Regions from separate parts of the Homo sapiens genome. Here region 1 is linked to region 2. A link is an interaction called in ENCODE POLR2A ChIA-PET data of the cell type or tissue named here. Cell type or tissue: GM12878. All regions are shown on one strand. Each heading gives the region's core, and the rest is flanking DNA. Links, peaks and the distances in the headings are about the cores only.

What was found. Peaks named below come from ENCODE experiments on the same cell type or tissue, not always from the same donor. Only the 100,000 strongest peaks of a DNase experiment are listed, where the experiment ranks them.
Region 1: POLR2A ChIA-PET joins it to region 2 with 51 read pairs; 5 of 35 experiments call an interaction of 5 or more read pairs at or near these places.

The regions. Positions count from the first base shown.
Region 1 is chr6:32,523,819-32,534,628 of GRCh38, forward strand. It overlaps HLA-DRB5 (major histocompatibility complex, class II, DR beta 5), which reads right to left and starts at 6,469. Exons shown (of 6, transcript NM_002125.4): 1 at 6,307-6,469. The coding sequence starts at 6,406. In GM12878, for the core only: no CTCF peak of the experiment used is centred there; a DNase peak (open chromatin) is centred at 6,483; H3K4me3 peaks cover 535 bases; H3K27ac peaks cover 1,423 bases.
Region 2 is chr6:32,584,709-32,593,410 of GRCh38, forward strand. HLA-DRB1 (major histocompatibility complex, class II, DR beta 1) reads right to left here and starts at 5,140. Exons shown (of 6, transcript NM_002124.4): 1 at 4,935-5,140. The coding sequence starts at 5,034. In GM12878, for the core only: no CTCF peak of the experiment used is centred there; a DNase peak (open chromatin) is centred at 5,133; H3K4me3 peaks cover 2,230 bases; H3K27ac peaks cover 3,799 bases.

The DNA.
Region 1 (10,810 bases), core at 2,745-10,744, 58 kb before region 2:
GAATTTTCAGAAAGAGCACAGTGTGAAACAGTGCTCTCAGCCTCAGCACTATTGACATTTTGGTCCAGATAATTCTTTGTTGGTAAAGGAGGCTGTTCTGAACATTGTAGGTTCTCTAGCAGTGTCCCTGGCTTCTACTCATTAAATATCAGAAGAAACCCCTGTGGTGACAACCAAAAATTGCTCAAACATTGCCACAAGTTCCCCAAGGGTGATGGGAGGGAAAGGAGCGGTGGTGAACGATCCCTGGGTAAGAACCACAGGTGTGAACCATCTGAAAAAACCTGTGTTGAACAAGCCACTAGTGGTTATGGAGCAGCTGAGAATTGTATTGAAAAATATCTGTGAATATCTTGGTCCTACATAAAACGAATGCTTTATAGAATTCTGGTCCCAATACAGTGCTATCTTTCCAGAAAATGAACTTGTTGAGAACTAAGATTTACTGATTTCCTTGCATTACCAACCAGTCACCAAATCATATCATTTGTCTTTCATATCATCTTCTTTCTTAATTTCTCTGCCACTTGTCCACTAATTATCTGTAGTAGTGAATCACAACCACAGCTATTTTATTCCCATTTAATGCCCCAACTAACTCACGTCTTTCAGTCTCCCACTCCCAACAATACTAGCAGGCATCAAATTACCAGCCTTGGCCAGAGATAGAACTCTTGGTTTTGTAGTCAAGTCCCCTCAGAAAGTCAGAAACCAAGAAAATGACGTTCTCATACAGACAGTTTACAAAACATGAGCAGGTCCCCAGACTTTGTGTAGAGACCTTCACAAAGCTCCGTTTGCCCTTTAGAAATGATGGCAGAGAGGTGTGCACCCTGGATCAAACAATGTCTATCTTTCTATTCCTAAATTATGTAAGCACTTTCTTTACAGACAGAATGTTAAAAAATAAACATTTGTAAAGTCACTGTCACTGTGGCTTGCATGGCTAGCACTGTAATCCATGCTCATGTGTCCCACTTAGGGTTGACAGATTTGACAAATAAAACCAGAGGATGCCCAGGTAAATCTGGATTTCCAATAAATTGTGGTCGTGTGTCTGAAATTCAGATTTAACTAGGAACCTGTTTGTTATCTGACAACCCTAGCCAGACTTGCTAGTCAAACCTCAGAAGAAGGAATGATTTAATACTTCTTTATGTTCTTCAACACATGCCTATGATAGACTTATAGAACTTTTAAAATGATAAATGCAAAATGAATGAAAGTTTCTTTTATACATTGGAACTAGAAGCCCTTGCATCTCTGCCCCCACTCTAAGAAACAACCTGGTACATATGAATATTAGAAATTTTGTCAATAATTCAGACACAATCAAGTCACTACTCACTAATGATGGAAAAACTCTCATATTCTAGAATCAGAAAATATGAATTGAAATATGACCTCTTTTAAATGGGTCACTTTTTGCCAACCATAAGCCTATTTGTAATCTATCAAATGCATTTTATAATAATCCTCACAGGATTTTTGTAAGTGTGAAATTTAATAAAGAGTCTTCTTAGCAGTGATCACATAATAAACACTCAAATGTATTCCCATTTTAATTTTTTGATCCCTATAACTGGAGCTCACATTATTTTTTCTATTACATGATTCTAAAGCAATTAGTATCTTCATCATGATTTTGCAATTGTCTTCTGTTCTTCTATTAGTTTCATAAAGAATTGTCATTCTGAAAACAGAGGGCAGAAACACTGGTTTATGTCTAATAATGCAGTATACCTAAACCTCACACAAAAGGCACCTGCTGACATAGAAGAAATGGACTTTCTACATGCTCAGATTTAAACTGCAATCTGATTTCTAGCACCAAATTTGTGATACTGGGTTTTACTTATAACCTTTCAATTTTAGATTCCAGAGATGTACATGTTTTTATATACCACAGATACAGCAGGATCATTATTGAAATTGCATACTGAAATTCATAGGCCTGGTACACAGTCACTGCAAAATGTTACATGGCATATACTGATGGAGACCAGATTCATTTTATTCATCACTCCATTCTCATGACCTAGAGTAGTAACTGGTATATTCTAAGTCACTAATAAATATGGGCTGTGTGAAATACTGGCTGTGTGACCTCTTCATGAGCAGTCACCACTGCACACAGGGGCCCTCTAATATTTCCTTGATAATAATGACCGAGCATCTCTGGTTCACAGGTCCTCCTGCTTCTCTTCAGCCTCTTTAGCCTTTTCCTTTTGATCCAGCTGGCTCCCTGAACCCAGAGCACAGTCCTTCCCTGAAGCTCGCTACTCAAAACAGTCAACCTTAACCTTGTCCTCTCTTCTACTCGCTCTTCAAATGGTCCAATCCAGTTTCCTCCCTGGATACTCTACTGACTGCAAATATCAGCTCCACCAATCCCAGCCGTTGCTTCTCTGTCACATTCTCACTTCACCCTCCTCTTAGTGGTACTCACCACAATTGGCCTCTCCCTTCTCCTTGAAAAAAAAAAATCTATTTTTCTTGACTTACACATATGATGTAATCTTGGTTTTTTCCCAACATCCCTGGGCTCTTTCTTAGTCCCCTTTGCTGGCCTGTGCCCTTTTCTTTTTTCTCCAGACAATCTCCCTATGTAACCTCTTCCACTCCCTGGAATTTAACACAGTACACCTATTGATGCCACCAACATAAATACCTCCAGCCCTGGCCTCACCATGAGTCTCTTTTTTTTTTTTTTTTTTTTGAGACGGAGTCTTGCTCTGTCACCCAGCCTGGAGTGAAGTGGTGTGATCTCAGCTCACTGCAAGCTCCACCTCCCTGGTTCACGCCATTCTCGTGCTTCAGCCTCCCAAGTAGCTGGGACTACAGGCACCCACCACCATGCCCAGCTAATTTTTTGTATTTTTAGTAGAGACGGGGTTTCACCGTGTTAGCCAGGAAGGTCTTGATCTCCTGACCTGGTGATCCGCCTGTCTAGGCCTCCCAAAGTGCTGGGATTACAGGCATGAGTCACTGCGCCTGGCCCACCATGAGTCTTTTAAATGCCATTGACCTTCTGATTGCTCCACACAAATGTCAATAAATCATCTCAAACTTAAACAAAACTTTTATTTCCAACCACCCACTTCAAATCATTTCCTCCCACAGTTTTCCCTATCTCAATAAACACCACCACCTTTCACTAATTTGTCAAAACAAAATCCTTAGGAATAAGCTTGATATTTCTACCCCCTTTACAGTAATCCATTAACAAGGTAAGCAAAATCCACTTTATCTTTTTCACTGTCTTTATCACTAGTGAACTCAAGCCTATTTTCCCTGAGGATTCCCTGCTGTGCTCCTAAATAGTCTTCCTAACCACTTGTCAACCCCAACAATCCAATCCCCACAGAGTAGCTAGAATTAGTTTTAAAAATTCAATATAGGCCGGGCACGGTGGCTCACGCCTGTAATCCCAGCACACTGGGAGGCTGAGGCAGGTGGATCACGAGGTCAAGAGATCAAGACCATCCTGGCCAACATGGTGAAACCCTGTCTTTACTAAAAATACCAAAATTAGCTGGGCGTGGTGGTGCACTCCTGTAATCCCAGCTACTTGGGAGGCTGAGGCAGGAGAATCTCTTGAACCCAGAAGGCAGAGGCTGCAGTGAGCCGAGATAGTGCCACTGCACTCCAGCCTGGTGACAGAGCAAGACTATATCTCAAAAAAAAAAAAAATTAAAAAATTAAAAAAAAAGAATATAAATTGACTTTCCTTGTAACCATCCAGTAGCTTCCCATATCTATTTAAATAAAATTCAGGCCATGCGCAGTGGCTCACGCCTGTAATCCCAGCACTTTGGGAGTCTCAGGCGGGCAGATTACTTGAGGTCAGGAGTTGAAGACCAGCCTGGCCAACATGGTGAAAGTCTGTCTCTAGTAAAAACACAGAAAAAATAGCTGAGCATGGTGGCAGGTACCTGTAATCCCAGCTACTTGGGAGACTGAGGCAAGAGAATCACTTGAACCCGGGAGGCAGAGGTTGCAGTGAGCTGAGACCATGCCATTGCACTCCAGCCTGGGCAACAAGAATGAAACTCCCTCTCAAAAATAAATAAGATAAATAAATAAATTAATAAAATAAAATAAAATTCAAGTTTCTTACCATGGACATCAGAGCCTGATATGAGGCTCCCGACTTCCTCTCTGCATCCTACCTCATCTTCTGCCACTGCATTTCCTTGCTTGCTCACTTCAGTCCCTCTAGCCTTCTTTCTGTCCCTGCACATAATTTCCCACACCAGGGCTTCCCCCCCAATTCGGTCTCCCTGGAACTTTCGTCCCTTAGATCTTCACGACTGTCTACTTATTTTGTTTTCTCAGCTGGATGTCACTTTCTCAAGTAGGGCTCTCTAGACATATGAACTAAAGTAGGTGAATCCATTTCTCTCTTTTCCACAAACCTGATGTCTTTTCTTCAGTGCACTATGACTCTCTGAAATTTTCTTCTTTGTTAAATGCTTATTGGGTTAGTGTCTGTCTCCTCCACTCTTGTGTAACCTTGAGAGTCGGGACCCTCTCTATCTTACTCAAATAGAATGATTTGAACCTAGAAGGGAGCCCAGTACAGAGTAGCTGCTGATAAAAATAACTGTGGTTTATATTAATAAACCATGGTTCTGGGAACTGATCACTGCAAGGATCCTGGAAAGCAAGAAGGGGCTCGAGCTCCAGCACTCTTTCAATTTGATGTCACACTAGAATCCTTCTCCTCCCGGTGAGAAATACAGGCAAATTTCTTCTTTCTCCTCCTTCTAATTGGAAGAAGAATTCACAGATAAAGAAACAGTGATTTAAGAAAAAAGAAATTTTTCATTGAGATTCATTGCCTGGGCAATGAATTCACCGTGCCTGGGTGCGGTGGCTTACACCTACAATCCTAGCATGCTGGGAGGCCAAGGCAGGAGGATTGTTTGAGTCCAGGAGTTTAAGACCACCCTGGGCAACATGGCAGAAATCTCATCTCCAACAAAATTAGTTGGGCTTGTAGTCTCCGCTGCTCTGGAGGCTGAGGAGGAAGGATAGCTTGAGTCTTGGAGGCAGAGGTTGCAGTGAGCCTAGATCGGACCACTGCATTACAGCCTGGGTGACAGAGCCAGGCCCTATCTCAAAAAGAAAAAAATTATCTCTTTCAATGGATCTCATAGTGCTAAGGATCTGTGCAAGCTTTAGGGATTTCTGGATATGATGACAACATAGCTGGGGAAAAATAGAGAGAAACTGGAGGAAGAGGTAAGCAGACATGGCTAATTAAGGAAAGCTGAGGGCATGACGGGTGAACCTATGAAATTTAGGACAAGACCCCAGTAAGACAATGAGTTCCCAGGACTTGATCATTAACTTTCAGCCCTATGAGATGTGAACAATGTCCACATTCTCTCTGTAACCCCACACAGAGTATATAGTTTTAACCTTATCAAATTTCTGATATTTGACTATTTTTGACTTACAAAAATAGAATTTCATATAATTTGTCCTATGTTAGTTGAATCTCTTCCTGTCATGTCTAGTTAGAGCATGTAGGAGATATAGGAGCAAATAGTATAGAAAGGTTAAAAAAGATTTGTAATAAACTCTAACCTGGGCCAGGTTTTTAGAGGATGCCTTAAGTCCTTTAGGCACCAAAGAATACCTCATAGATGCCCTTTAACTGTAGGGTGACTCCACATACTAAAGATCTCAGCTTCAGCTCCAAGGATTTTTCCCCATAAGAAAAAGCACTAAGCATAACTTCTGTCAGAGACCTTGCATACATTACAGGGTAAACATTGGAGTTCAGAAAGAAAAGAAAGGAGGTAATGGGGAGGCCACTGGGTCCATTCTCACATATGAGGAAGAGGAGCCAATATCACAGGTTCTGTCAAGGGCATAACACAGGATTGTCTAGGAGAGACCCTTTGAATTCCCTTGACTCCCACAAAATTTTCAGAAAAAAACTCGTTTTGTCTGACATAGGTCAACATAATAAAGGGAAGTGCTGTATGGGGAATTTATTTTAGCATCCTTATTTCTAAATCCTCTAAAGACCCTGAGGACATGTGATGAAAAGGTTTCATTGGTGGAGATTTGAGAAGAAATGACCTGTATGGAGGCCCCTTACACAGTCTCATGGAGAGGGCAAGTAGTCAAGCTCCTTTTGTGGAGGAAATAATTTGGGATCCCATGATAAAGATGGGCAATCTCTGAAGAAAATGTCACAATTTCTTAAGGCACCTGGCCTGGGCACAATGTTAACAAAACTCCCTATTTTCCCCACCCCATAGTAGCTCAGCACCCACAATGTGCACTTACGTCGGGTGTCCCCAGCCAAAGCCAGTGGGGAGCTCAGCACCATCAGTGTCACTGTCAGCTTTGCCATGTAGGAACCTCCAGGGAGCTTCAGACACACCATGCTGGAGAACAGGACAGGACCAGGGGCCAGAGGAGCAGGCAAGTCTCACTCAGGGAGAACTATGATCCCCCTCCACCCACATTCCAAATTATGGGGAGGAAGTTACTGATTTCCTTCCTCCTGGTTTGGGTACTCTCGTGTTGGAGAACCAATCAGCATCTGAGTTCAATAGTATCATCAGTTGCTGGTCAGAGATGCTGTATGAAGGTCCTCTTCTGAAACAGAATTTCCTTATTTAAAGGATTGTTTTAAATTAGTACTTGAAAGATTTGATCCAGTTGCACGTAAAACACTTTAACTGGGTCCCTATCGTGAGCCAGCTCTGTGCTGGTCAGTGATGTGTTCACAAGTTTGAGCCTTGTAAGAGCATTCATTTCCCACTTGACAAGACAATTGTTTGCAGAAGTGAGTGTGTGAGTGTGTTTAGGAGTAAAGGAGATGGAGGGAACATGGTTGTAAATTGGAGACCTTTAATCTGGTCCTTATTGCACCGTATCTTAATGTTGTAGATTTGGGAAAATTATTTCATGTCTCACAGTTGAAATGAAGGCACTGCAATCTTTCAGGTCTTTCAATACTGGACAATGCTGTGATTCTGTGGACGCCTGAAGGAGCAGCAGCCCCGGGTATCTGATAATATGACAGAATGACAGCTATTGACTAGAGAGCTTAATCCGTACCTATTTACAGGTAGGGATGTCTTTAATAAGTTAAAGGAAATTGAAAGTTTGTTAATAATTTAATCTGAGTAAAAATATCTTTTTCAAGTGTGTCTCCTGATGCTGTCCCCAAGTTCAGTGGCACCTCCAGAACACACACAGGCAAGGGGCTTGCAGGGGCCACCTATGTGCAATGGAGGGTCTGAAGGTGCCTTTGTATGGCATTTACCCTAACAATGTGATAAGGTCAACTGTGCAGTCCAAGTATTCGTGGGTCTGAGAGATCGATCGAAGACTGTGAAAGTCAGCTGTTCACAGAGCAACTATCTTTTCTTTTTTTTTGAGGCGGAGTCTTGCTCTGTTACCCAGGCTAGAGTGCAGTGGTGCGATCTTGGCTCACTGCAACCTCCGCCTCCTCAGTTCAAATGATTCTCCTGCCTCAGCCTCCTGAGTAACTCTGACGACAGACATGTGCCACCACGCTCGGCTAATTCTTTGTATTTTTAGTGGAGATGGGGTTTCACCGTGTTAGCCAGGATGGTCTCGATCTCCTAACCTCGTGTTCTGCCTGCCTTGGCCTCCCCAACTGCTGGGGCTACAGGCATGAGCCATCGTGCCTGGCCACAATTCTGTTTTAAAATAATTAATACCCTCCCCCTCCCCCTCCCCCTCTCCCTCTCCCTCTTTGCACGGTCTCCCTCTGATGCCGAGCCAAGGCTGGACTGTACTGCAGCCATCTCGGCTCACTGCAACCTCCCTGCCTGATTCTCCTGCCTCAGCCTGCCGAGTGCCTGGGATTGCAGGCGCGCACCGCCACACCTGACTGGTTTTCGCATTTTTTGGTGGAGACGGGGTTTTGCCGTGTTGGCCGGGCTGGACTCCAGCTCCTGACCGCCAGTGATCTGCCAGCCTCGGCCTCCCGAGGTGCCGGGATTGCAGACGGAGTCTCGCTCACTCAGTGCTCAATGTTGCCCAGGCTGGAGTGCAGTGGTGTGATCTCAGCTCGCTACAACCTCCACCTCCCAGCCGCCTGCCTTGGCCTCCCAAAGTGCCGAGATTGCAGCCTCTGCCCGGCCGCCACCCCATCTAGGAAGTGAGGAGCATCTCTGCCTGGCCACCCATCGTCTGGGATGTGAGGAGCCCCTCTGCCCGGCCGCCCAGTCTGGGAAGTGAGGAGAGCCTCTTCCCGGCCGTCATCCCGTCTAAGAAGTGAGGAGCGTCTCTGCCCTGCTGCCCATCGTCTGAGATGTGGGGAGCACCTCTGCCCCGCCGCCCCGTCTGAGATGTGAAGAGCGCCTCTGCCCGGCCGTGACCCCGTCTGGGAACTGAGGAGTGTCTCTGCCCCGCTGCCACCCCGTCTGGGATGTGAGGAGCCCCTCTGCCCCGGCCGCCCAGTCTGAGAAGTGAGGAACCCCTCCGCCCAGCAGCCACCCCATTTGGGAAGTGAGGAGCCCCTCCGCCCTGCAGCCGCCCCGTCTGGGAAGTGAGGAGCGTCTCCGCCCGGCAGCCGCCCCGTCTGGGAGGTGGGGGGCGCCTCTGCCCGGCTACCCCGTCTTGGAAGTGAGGAGCCCCTCTGCCCGGCTGCCACCCCTTCTGGGAGGTGTACCCAACAGCTCATTGAGAACGGGCCATGATGACAATGGCGGTTTTGTTTAATAGAAAAGAGGGAAATGTGGGGAAAAGAAAGAGGATCAGATTGTTATTGTGTCTGTGTAGAAAGAAGTAGACATAGGAGACTCCATTTTGTTCTGTACTAGGAAAAATTCTTCTGCCTTGGGATGCTGTTAATCTATAACCTTACTCCCAACCCCGTGCTCTCTGAAACATGTGCTGTGTCCACTAAGGGTTAAATGGATTAAGGGCGGTGCAAGATGTGCTTTGTTAAACAGATGCTTGAAGGCAGCATGCTTGTTAAGAGTCATCACCACTCCCTAATCTCAAGTACCCAGGGACACAAACACTGCCAAAGGCGGCAGGGCCCTCTGCCTCGAAAAGCCAGAGACCTTTGTTCACATGTTTATCTGCTGACCTTCCCTCCACTATTGTTCTATGACCCTGCCAAATCCCCCTCTCCGAGAAACACCCAAGAATGATCAATAAATACTTTAAAAAATAATAATAATAATAAATAAAAAATATTAATAATTAATATTTTATGTGAAGAGTGTTCAATCCCTCATTCTTGGTTCCCATTATGATTTTCTCATTTGATTGAGGCTATAGCACTTTACTATTATGTTTCTCTTGTTTTATCATAAGGGAAGATATAAGACGACTTTGATAACTAATACATTTTAGAATGTTCAGGAAAGAGAACACTAGGGAAAACTATGAATTACATCAGTTGATGTAACTATATAATATTGAACATTATTATACATTTAGATAATTATTATGCTTTTTATTAATATAAATGTAACATCTAAGATTCAGAATGGACTTCAAAGTACAACTATACTTAGAACGCTCTGCATTAATTCACACGCTACCACATAGGCAATCCTTCCTCATGGGCCTTAGTGTTTCCAGGGGCAGCATTCTCACCATGCTACCATAAAAATGAGCATTTTACTTTATACTCAGAATTGTACTAAGCGCTTTTTATACTTCATATTTTTATTTCATTCTCACATCAGCTCGGTAAAATAAACACCCTTTTCATGCTTACAGGTAGAGAGAATAAAACGATGGAGATGAAACAACTTTTGCAAAGATACAAAGCTAGTAAATGGCATACTATAGATTGAACCAAATTACATGCCCCTCAGGCTCAGCCACTATATCATAATCCTTCTCATTCTATTTCTGAGAATAATGTCCTGTGTATTAAAATTATTTATATTCCTATAATTTATGGATGCGCATAGCAATATCGCTACTCATGTTAGTGAATGGCAGCAGTATACAATTTGAAGAAGATACTGTGTAGCAATTCTAGTTCCTTCAAAAGAATCCCCTCATTATCATCCTTACCCTCCCCTGGAAATGACAGCATTTGCATTTATCTTATGTGATGACACCCATAGCTCCTGAGAAGTCTCCTTCTTATTAAAGGTAACAGTGACCTCAAAATTCTTAAATATAAACTATTGCTCAGAATTATTATTTCAGATTTCTCATGATAAAGTAGTAAATTTGATCATCTCAAAATAGAAGAAAAAAAGTGCCTCACTTACTTTGGGAAAACATACTTCTATTAATATAGAAAGTTCAAAATTTCATGGGTAAAAGTCACTATTGTCCCTGGATTTGAGAATAAACTATGTCTCTATACCCCAATAATAATTCAATACTATTGGAAGTTGTGAAATTGCAACCAGAATATCACATTTAATTTGGTCAACAGAAAATAATAATTTACTTAGAAACTAATTTAGTCCCAGCTACTCAGGAGGTGGGTGGATTGCTTGAACCTGGAAGGTCCACGCTGCAGTGACGCAAGATCATGCCACTGCATTCCAGCCTGGGTGACAGAGGGACACCCTGAAAAAATAAAAAGAAAAAGAAAAAAAAGAAACAAAAAAAAGAAAAGAAGGAACAAACTGTGTAAAAAAGAAACTAATTGAGATGATGGTAATCTAGGAAATCCAGCTAAGGTTCAGCTTAGTATTTGAGGTTAAAAGGGTGGTGATGCCGGCAGTGGCGAGCTGTCCAGAGTGGCCGGCTGCAGCGGGAAATTGCAAGCGGTGGTGGCAGGAACGACTGCGGGAACCGTGGCCATGGTGGGACCCCGGTGCCCCATGTC
Region 2 (8,702 bases), core at 289-8,288:
AAGACACTCTCTGCTCCTCTCATCCCACACGCTTTACCGGTACCTTCAACAGCACCCACCGCGTTCACCCTGTGAACACTTCCTTAGTGATGACCTTGTGCCAGGCCTGCGCTGCCTCTAGGAATCCAAACGAGGGAAAACAGACCTCTCCACTCCTCTGGGGGAGCTTAAAGAGCAGTGAAAGCGATGGCCAAAAACCAAACACACAAGAGCTTAGACAGCAATGAGAAATATCAGAAGTGTGGCGTTCTAGAGCAGAGAATAATAGAAGATTCCCAGTTAAATTTGGATTTCCAATAAATTATGGTTGTGTATCTGAAATTCAGATTTCACTAGGAACCTGTATTTTATTTGTAACTCTAGCCCAACTTGCTAGTCAAACCTCAGAAGAAGGAGTGATTTAATACTTCCTTGTGTTCTTGAACACATGCCCAGATAGACATATACAACGTTTAAAATGATAAATGCAAAATGAATGAAAGTTTCTCCTATACATCAGAACTAGCAGCCCTTGCATTTCTGTCCCCACTCTAAGAAACAGCCTGGTACATATGAATATCAGAAATTGTGTCAATAATTCAGACACAATATAGTCACTACTCACTAATGATGGTCAAACTCTCAAACTCTATAATCAGAAAACCTGAATAAAAACACGATCTCTTCTACTTGGGTCAATTTTTACCAACCATAAGCCTTTTTGTAATCTATCAAATGCATTTAATAATAGCGTAATCCTCACAGGATTACCGTTAAGTGTAAAATTAAATGATGACACTTCTTAGCACTGATCACATAATAAACACTCGAATACATTCCCATTTTAACTTTTCTGATCCTATAACTGCAGCTCATATTATTTTTTGTATTCCTTAATTCTAAAGCAATTAGTATCTTCATCATGATTTTGCAATTGTCTTCTGTTCTTCTATTAGTTTCATAAAGAATTGTCATTCTGAAGACATAGGGCAGAAACACTGGTTTATGTCAAATAATGCAGTATACCTAAACCTCACACAAAAAGCATCTGCTGACATAGAAGAAACGGACTTTCTATATGCTCAGATTTAAACTGCAATCTGATTTCCAGCACTAAATTTGTAATACTGGGTGTTACTTATAACCTCTCAATTTTAGATTCCAGAGATGTATATGTTTTTAAATACCACAGATACAACAGGATCATTATTGAAATTGAATACTGAAATTCATAGGCCTGATACACAGTCATTGCAAAATGTTACATGGCATATAGTGATGGCGACTGGATTCATTTTATTTATCACTCCATTCTCATGACCTAGAGTAATAACTGGTATATGCTATGTCACTAATAAATATTGGCTGTGTGAAATACTGGCTGTGTTAAATATTGGCTGTGTGACATTTTGCATGAGTAGTCACCACTGCACACAGGGGCTCTCCGTATTTCCTCGCTAATAATGACTGAGCATCTCTGGTTCACAGGTCCTCCTCCTTCTCTTCAGCTTCTTTAGCCTTTTCCTTTAGGTTCAGCTGGCTCCCTGAACCCAGAGAACAATCCTTCCCTGAAGCTCTCTACTCAAAACAGTCAACCTTAACCTCGTCCTCACTTTTACTCACTCTTCAAATGGTCCAATCCAGTTTCCTACCTGGATGCTCCATTGACTGCAAATATCGACTCCACCAAACCCAGCACTTGCTTCTCTATCATATTCTCACTTGCCCCTCCTCTTAGTGGTACTCACCACAATTGGCCTCTCCCTTCTCCTTGAAAATAATCTATTTTCCTGGACTTACACACATGATGTTCTCTTGGTTTTTCTCCAGCATCCTTGGGCTCTTTCTCAGCCCCCTTTGCTGGCCTGTGCCCTGTTCTTTTTTCTTCACACAATCCATCTCCCTATGTATCCTCTTCCACGCCCTGGAATTTAACACACTACACGTATTGCTGCTGCCAACATAAATACCTGAAGCCCTGGCCTCACCATGAGTCTCTTAAATGCCATTGACCTTCGGATTTCTCCACATAAATGTCAATCAATCATCTCATATTTAAACAAAACTTTTATTTCAAACCACCCACTTCAAATCATTTCCTCCCATAGTTTTTCCTATCTCAATAAACAACACTACCACCCATTTATTTGTCAAAAGAAAATCCTTAGGAATAAGCTTGATTGTTCTACCCCCTTTACAGTAATTCATTAACAAGCTAAGCAAAAATACATGCCAAGTCTGTCCACTTTATCTTTTTCACCATCTTTATCACTAATGCACTCCATGAAGCCACAAACCTGTTTTCCCTGAAGAATTCCCTGCTGTGCTCCTAAATAGTCTTCCTAACCACTAGTGAACCCCAACAATCCAATCCCCACAGAGTAGCTAGAATTAGTTTTAAACATTGAATATAGGCCGGGCGCAGTGGCTCACGCCTGTAATCCCAGCACTTTGGGAGGCCAAGGCGGGCGGATCACGAGGTCAGGAGATCGAGACCATCCTGGCTAACACGGTGAAACCCTATCCCTACTAAAAATACAAAAAATTAGCCAGGTGTGGTGGCATGCGCCTGTGGCCCCAGCTAATCGGGAGGCTGAGGCAGGAGAATCGCTTGAACCCAGGAGGCGGAGGTTGCAGTGAGCCGAGATTGTGCCACAGCAATCTAGCCTGGGCAACAGAGAGAGACTCCATCACAAAATAAAATAAAATAAACAAACAAATAAATAAATAATAAAATTTAATTTTTTTTTACTGTGGACATCAGAGCCTATAATGATGAGGCTCCTGAATTCCTCTCTGTGTCCTACCCTCATCTTCTGCCTCTCCATTTCCTTGCTTTCTATACATCAGCCCCTCTAGCTTTCTTTCTCTCCCTCCACATAATTTAACACATCAGGGCTTTCCCCCGATTCGGTCTCCCTGGAACTTTCATCCCTTAGATCTTCACGACTGTCTACTTATTTTGTTGTCTCAGCTGAATGTCACTTTCTCAGGTGGAGCTCCCTAACATATGAACTAAAGTAGGTGAATCCATGTCTCTCTTTTTCACAAACCTGATGTCTTTTCTTCAGTGCACTATGACTCTCTAACATTATCTTCTTTGTTAAATGCTTATTGGGTTAGTGTCTGTCTCCTCTACTCTTGTGTAACTTCCATGAGAGTAGGGACGCTCTCTAACTTAATCAAATAGAATGATTTGAACCTAGAATGGAGCCCAGTAAAGAGTAGCTGCTGAGAAAAATAAGTGTGGTTTACATGAATAAACCAGGGTATGGGAACTGATCACTGTAGGGATCCTGGAAAGCAAGAAGGGGCTCAAGCTCCAGCACTCTTTCATTTTAATGTCACACTAGACCCCTTCTCCTCCCAGTGATAAATACAGGCAAACTTCTTTTTTCTCCTCCTTCTAGTTGGAAGAAGAATTCACAGATAAAGAAACAGTGATTTAAGAAAAAGGAAATTTTTTTATTAAGAGTCATCTCTTTTGCCTGGGCACAGTGTCTCACATCTATAATCCTAGCATGTTGGGAGGCCAAGGCAGGAGGATTGCTTGAGTCCAGCAGTTCAAGACCAGCCTGGGCAACATGGCAAAATCTCATGTCTACCAAAATTACAAAAATTAGCTGGGCGTGGTTGCCTGCCTGTATTCCCAGCTACTCTGGAGCCTGAGGAGGGAGGATCACTTGAGCATAAGTGGCAGAGGTTGCAGTGAGCCTCGATCACACCACTGAGCTATAGACTGGGTGACAGAGCCAGGCCCTACCTCAAAAAGAGAAAAAAAGTCTCTTTCAATGAATCTCATAGTGCTAAGGTTCTGTGCAAGCTTTAGAGATTTCTGGAAATGATGACAACATAGCTGGGGAAAAATAGAAACTGGAGGAAGAGGTAAGCAGACATGGCTAGTTAAGGAAAGCTGAGGGCATGATGGGTGAACCTAGGAAATTTAGGACAAGACCCCAGTAAGACAATGAGTTCCCAAGACTTGCCCATTGACTTTCAGCCCTATGAGACGTGAACAATGTTCACATCATCTCGGTAACCCCACACAGAGTATATAGTTTGAACATTATTAAATTTCTGATAGTTGATTATTTTTGACTTAAAAAATAGAATTTCATATAATTTATACATTAGTTAAATCTCTTCTGTCATGTCTAGTTAGAGCACATAGGAGATGCAAGAGAAACAAGTACAGAAAGGTTAAAAAAGATTCATAATGAACACGAACCTGGGCTAGTTTTTCAGAGGATGCCTTAAGTTCTTTAGGCACCAAAGAATACCTCATAAATGCTCTGTATCTGTAAGGTGACTCCAAGTATTAACAATCTCAGCTTCAGTTCCAGGGACTTTTCCCCACAAGAAAGGAAGAGCACTAAGTATAACTTCTGTCAGAGAACCTACATACACTACAGGGATACAGGCCTTATAAACATTGGAGTTCAGCAAGAAAAGAAAGGAGATAATGGGGAGGCCACTGGGTCCATCCTCACATATGAGGACTATGGCCAACACCAAAGGTCCTGTGGGGAACCTAACACTGGATCGTCTAGGAGAGACCCTTTGAATTCCCTTGACTCCCACAAAATTTTCAGTAAGAACCTCCTTTTGTCTGACATAAGTCAACATAATAAAGGGAAGTGCTGTATGGGGAATTTATTTTAGAATCCTTATTTCTAAATCCTCTAAAGACCCTGAGGACATGTGATGCAAAGGTTTTATTGGTGGAGATTTGAAAAGAAATGATTTGTGCAAAGGCCCCTTACACAAGTCTCATGAAGAGGGCAAGTACCCAAGCTCCTTTTATGGAGGAAATAATTTGGGATCCAATGATAAAGATGGGCAATCTCTGAAGAAAACGTCACAATTTCTTAAGGGACATGGCCTGGGCACAATGTTAACAAAACTCCCTATTTTCCCCACCCCATAGTAGCTCAGCACCCGCAATGTGCACTTACGTCGGGTGTCCCCAGACAAAGCCAGTGGGGAGCTCAGCACCATCAGTGTCACTGTCAGCGCTGTCATGCAGGAGCCTCCAGGGAGCTTCAGACACACCATGCTGGAGAACAGGACAGGACCAGGGGCCAGAGAAGCAGGCAAGTCTCACTCAGGGAGAACTATGAACCCCTCCACCCACATTCCAAGTTATAGGGAGGAAGTTACTGATTTCCTTGCTCCTGGGTTGGGTAATCTCGTGTTGGAGAACCAATCAGCATCTGAGTTCAATAGCATCATCAGTTGCTGGTCAGAGATGCTGTATGAAGGTCCTCTTCTGAAACAGAATTTCCTTCTTTAAAGGATTGTTTTAATTTAGCACTTGGAAGGTTTGAACCAGTTGCATGTAAAACACCTTAATTGGGGAGCTATTGTAGCCAGCTCTGTGCTGGTCAGTGATGTGTTCACAAGTTTGAGCCTTGTAAGAGCATTCATTTCCCACTTGACAAGACAACTATTTGCAGGAGTGAGTGTGAGTGTGTTTAGGAGTAAAGGAGATGGAGGGAACATGGCCGCAAATCAGGAGACCTTTAATCTGGTCCTTATTGCACCATATCTTAATGTTGTAGATTTGGGAAAATTACGTCATGTCTCACAGTTGAAATGAAGGCACCATGATCTTTCAGGTCTTTCAACACTAGAAAATGTGATTCTGTGGATGCCTCAAGGAGCAGCAGCTCCGGGTATCTGATGATATGACAGAATGACAGCTGTTGACCGGAGAGCTTAATCTGTACCTATTTACAGGTAGAGATGTCTGTAATAAGTTAAAGGAAATTGAAAGTTAGTTAATAATTTAATCTGAGTAAAAAGAGTTTTTTCAAGTGTGTCTCCTGATGCTGCCCCCAAGTTTAGTGTCATCTCCAGAACACACACAGGCAAGGGGCTTGCAGGGGCCACCTATGTGCAATGGAGAGTCCGAAGTTGCTTTTGTATAGCACTTACCCTATCAATGTGTTAAGGTCAACTGTGTAATCAAAGTATGCAGGGGGCTGAGATGATCGATCAAGGACTCAAAGTCAGCTGTTGACAGAACAACTCTGTTTTACCATAATTAATATTTTATGTCGAGTGTTCAATCCCTCATTCTTGGCTCCCATTATGATTTCCTCCTTTGTTTAAGGCTATGGCCCTTTAGTATTCCACTTCTCTTGTTTTATCGTAAGGGAAGATATTAGAAGACTTTGCTGGCCGGGCGCGGTGGCTCCCGCCTGTAATCTCAGCACTTTAGGAGGCCAAGGTGGGCGGATCACTTGAGGTCAGGAGTACCAGACCAGCCTGGCCGACACGGTGAAATCCCATCTCTACTAAAAAAATACAAAAATCAGCTGGGCTTGGTGGTGCATGCCTGTAATCCCAGCTACTCGTGAGGCTGAGGCATGAGAATTGCTTGAACCTGGGAGGTGGAGGTTGCAGTGAGTCAGGAGCACACCACTGCACTCCAGTCTAGTCGACAGAGTGAGACTCAGTTTCAAAAACAAACAAAAAGGCTTTGCTAACTAGTACGTTACAGAATGTTCAGGAAACAGAACCCTAGGGAAAATCTATGAATTACATCAGTTGATGTAATCATCTAATTTTAAACATATAATTCTACATTTAGATAATTATTATGCTTTACATTTATATAAATGTAGCATCTAAGATTCAGAATGGACTTCAAAGTATAACTATGCAAATAAAGTTCTGCATTAATTCACACCCTACCACAGTTCTGACAGGCACTCCTTCCTTATGTGCCTTAGTGTTTCTAGGAATGAGATACTCACCATGCTGCAATAAAAATGACTAAAATTTCTTGAGCAATTTTTGAGCATTTTGCTTTGTACTCAGAATTGTATGAAGAGCTTTCCATACATCATATTTTTATTCAATTCTCACATTAGCTGAGTGAGGGAAATACCCTTTTCATCCTTACAAGTGGAGAGAATAAAATGATGGAGTTTAAACAACTTTTGCAAGGATGCAAGGCTAGTAAACAGTAACTCGGCCTCCCAAAGTGCTGGGATTATAGGTGTGAGCCACCACGTCTGGCCAGCAAAATCTTCTTATATCTTCCCTTACGATAAAACAAGAGAAGTGGATTAGTAAAGGGCCATAGCCTCAAACAAATGAGGAAATCATAATTGGAGCCAGGAATGAGGGATTGAACACTCTTCACATAAAATATTAATTATTTTAAAGCAGAGTTGTTCTGTCAACTCTATTGAACCAAGTTATTATATATGTGATTCCAAATACCTCAAGCTCTGCCATTGTATTACACTATCTCACATTCAATTTCTAAAGAGAATTATGTCCCTTATATTAAAATTATTTTTATCACTTTAATTCATGGCTGTGCAAATCAGTAAGACTACTTCTTTTAATGAATGGCAACATTTTATAGACTTTGGGGGTAGATACTGTGTAGCAATTCTGGTTCCTTCAAAAGATTCCCCTCATCACCATGGTTACTCCTCTCTGGAAATGACACAATTTGCGTTTATGTTACATAAGGACACCCATAGCTCCTGCACAAATCTCCTTCTTATTAAAGATAACAACAGCCTCAACATTCCTAACTCCATTCTATTACTCTCAATCATCATTTCCAATTTCTCAGCACGAAGTAGTGCAAGTTTGATCATTTCAGAATAGAATAAAAATAGTGTCTCGTTTACTTTGGAAAAATATATTTCTGTTAATGTGGAAAGTTGAAGATTTCTTGGAGAGGTTGGTTAGAAGTCACTATTGTCCCTGGATTTGAGAATAAACTGTGTTCCCACACTACAGTGATAATTCAGTACTATTGACAATTGTGCAATTGTAACCAGGAGAATATCACATTTAATTTGATAATAGGAAATTGTAATTTACTAATTAACTAACTGTGGTGTGGTAATCTAGGAAAGGAAGCTAAGGTTCACCTTAGTATTACAGGATAAAAGTGGAGGCAAAAATAAGTAATTCTACATCAAGAATGTACTAAAATACAGTTAAAGAGAAACTTTCAAAACTTGTTTATATAAATTTGACACACTATTTATAAATCATACAAATTTGTATTTAAAAAGATGGCCAGTGACAATGAACTAAATTCTGTATGTCTTATACATTTATGAGTAACAAAGATGTTGTCTTAGTTCATTTGTGCTGTGATAAAATACGGTAGACTGGGTAATTTATAAAGAACACATGGAGGCTGAAAAGTCCAAGATTAAGGCACCAGCAGGTTCAATGTCTGGCAAAGGGCATGGTCTCCACTTCCAAGATGGCGTCTTGCATCCTCCAGAGGGGATGAATGCTGTGTACTCACATGGTAGAATGTGGAAGGGCAAGAGGCTAAAAACTGTGTGAAGCGTTTTTTACGAGGGCCTTAATCCCATTCATGAGTGAGGAGCCCTACCTGAATTTTAAAGGAGACACACTTATACTACAACAGATGTGCTTCTTTAAATTACATATCTCACACTTTCCTTCAATATTCAATATAAGGATAGTTCAGGCTAAACAATGTAGCAACTCTCACCAAACCATCAATCACACAGGTGGTCTAATAGGCTGAACTTTTGCACTGAAAACAAGAGAAGAATCCTCTCAACTCAGCTGGATGTGAGAGGTGTCAAATACGAGAGATTATTTCCTGAGGAAATGGCAATAAAATTGGTTTCTGGAAGAAAGTGGTTTTCAGTACGGAACTTCCACGGTCTCTGGTCTTGATGTATGAAACCATAGGTTTGGTTTTACGG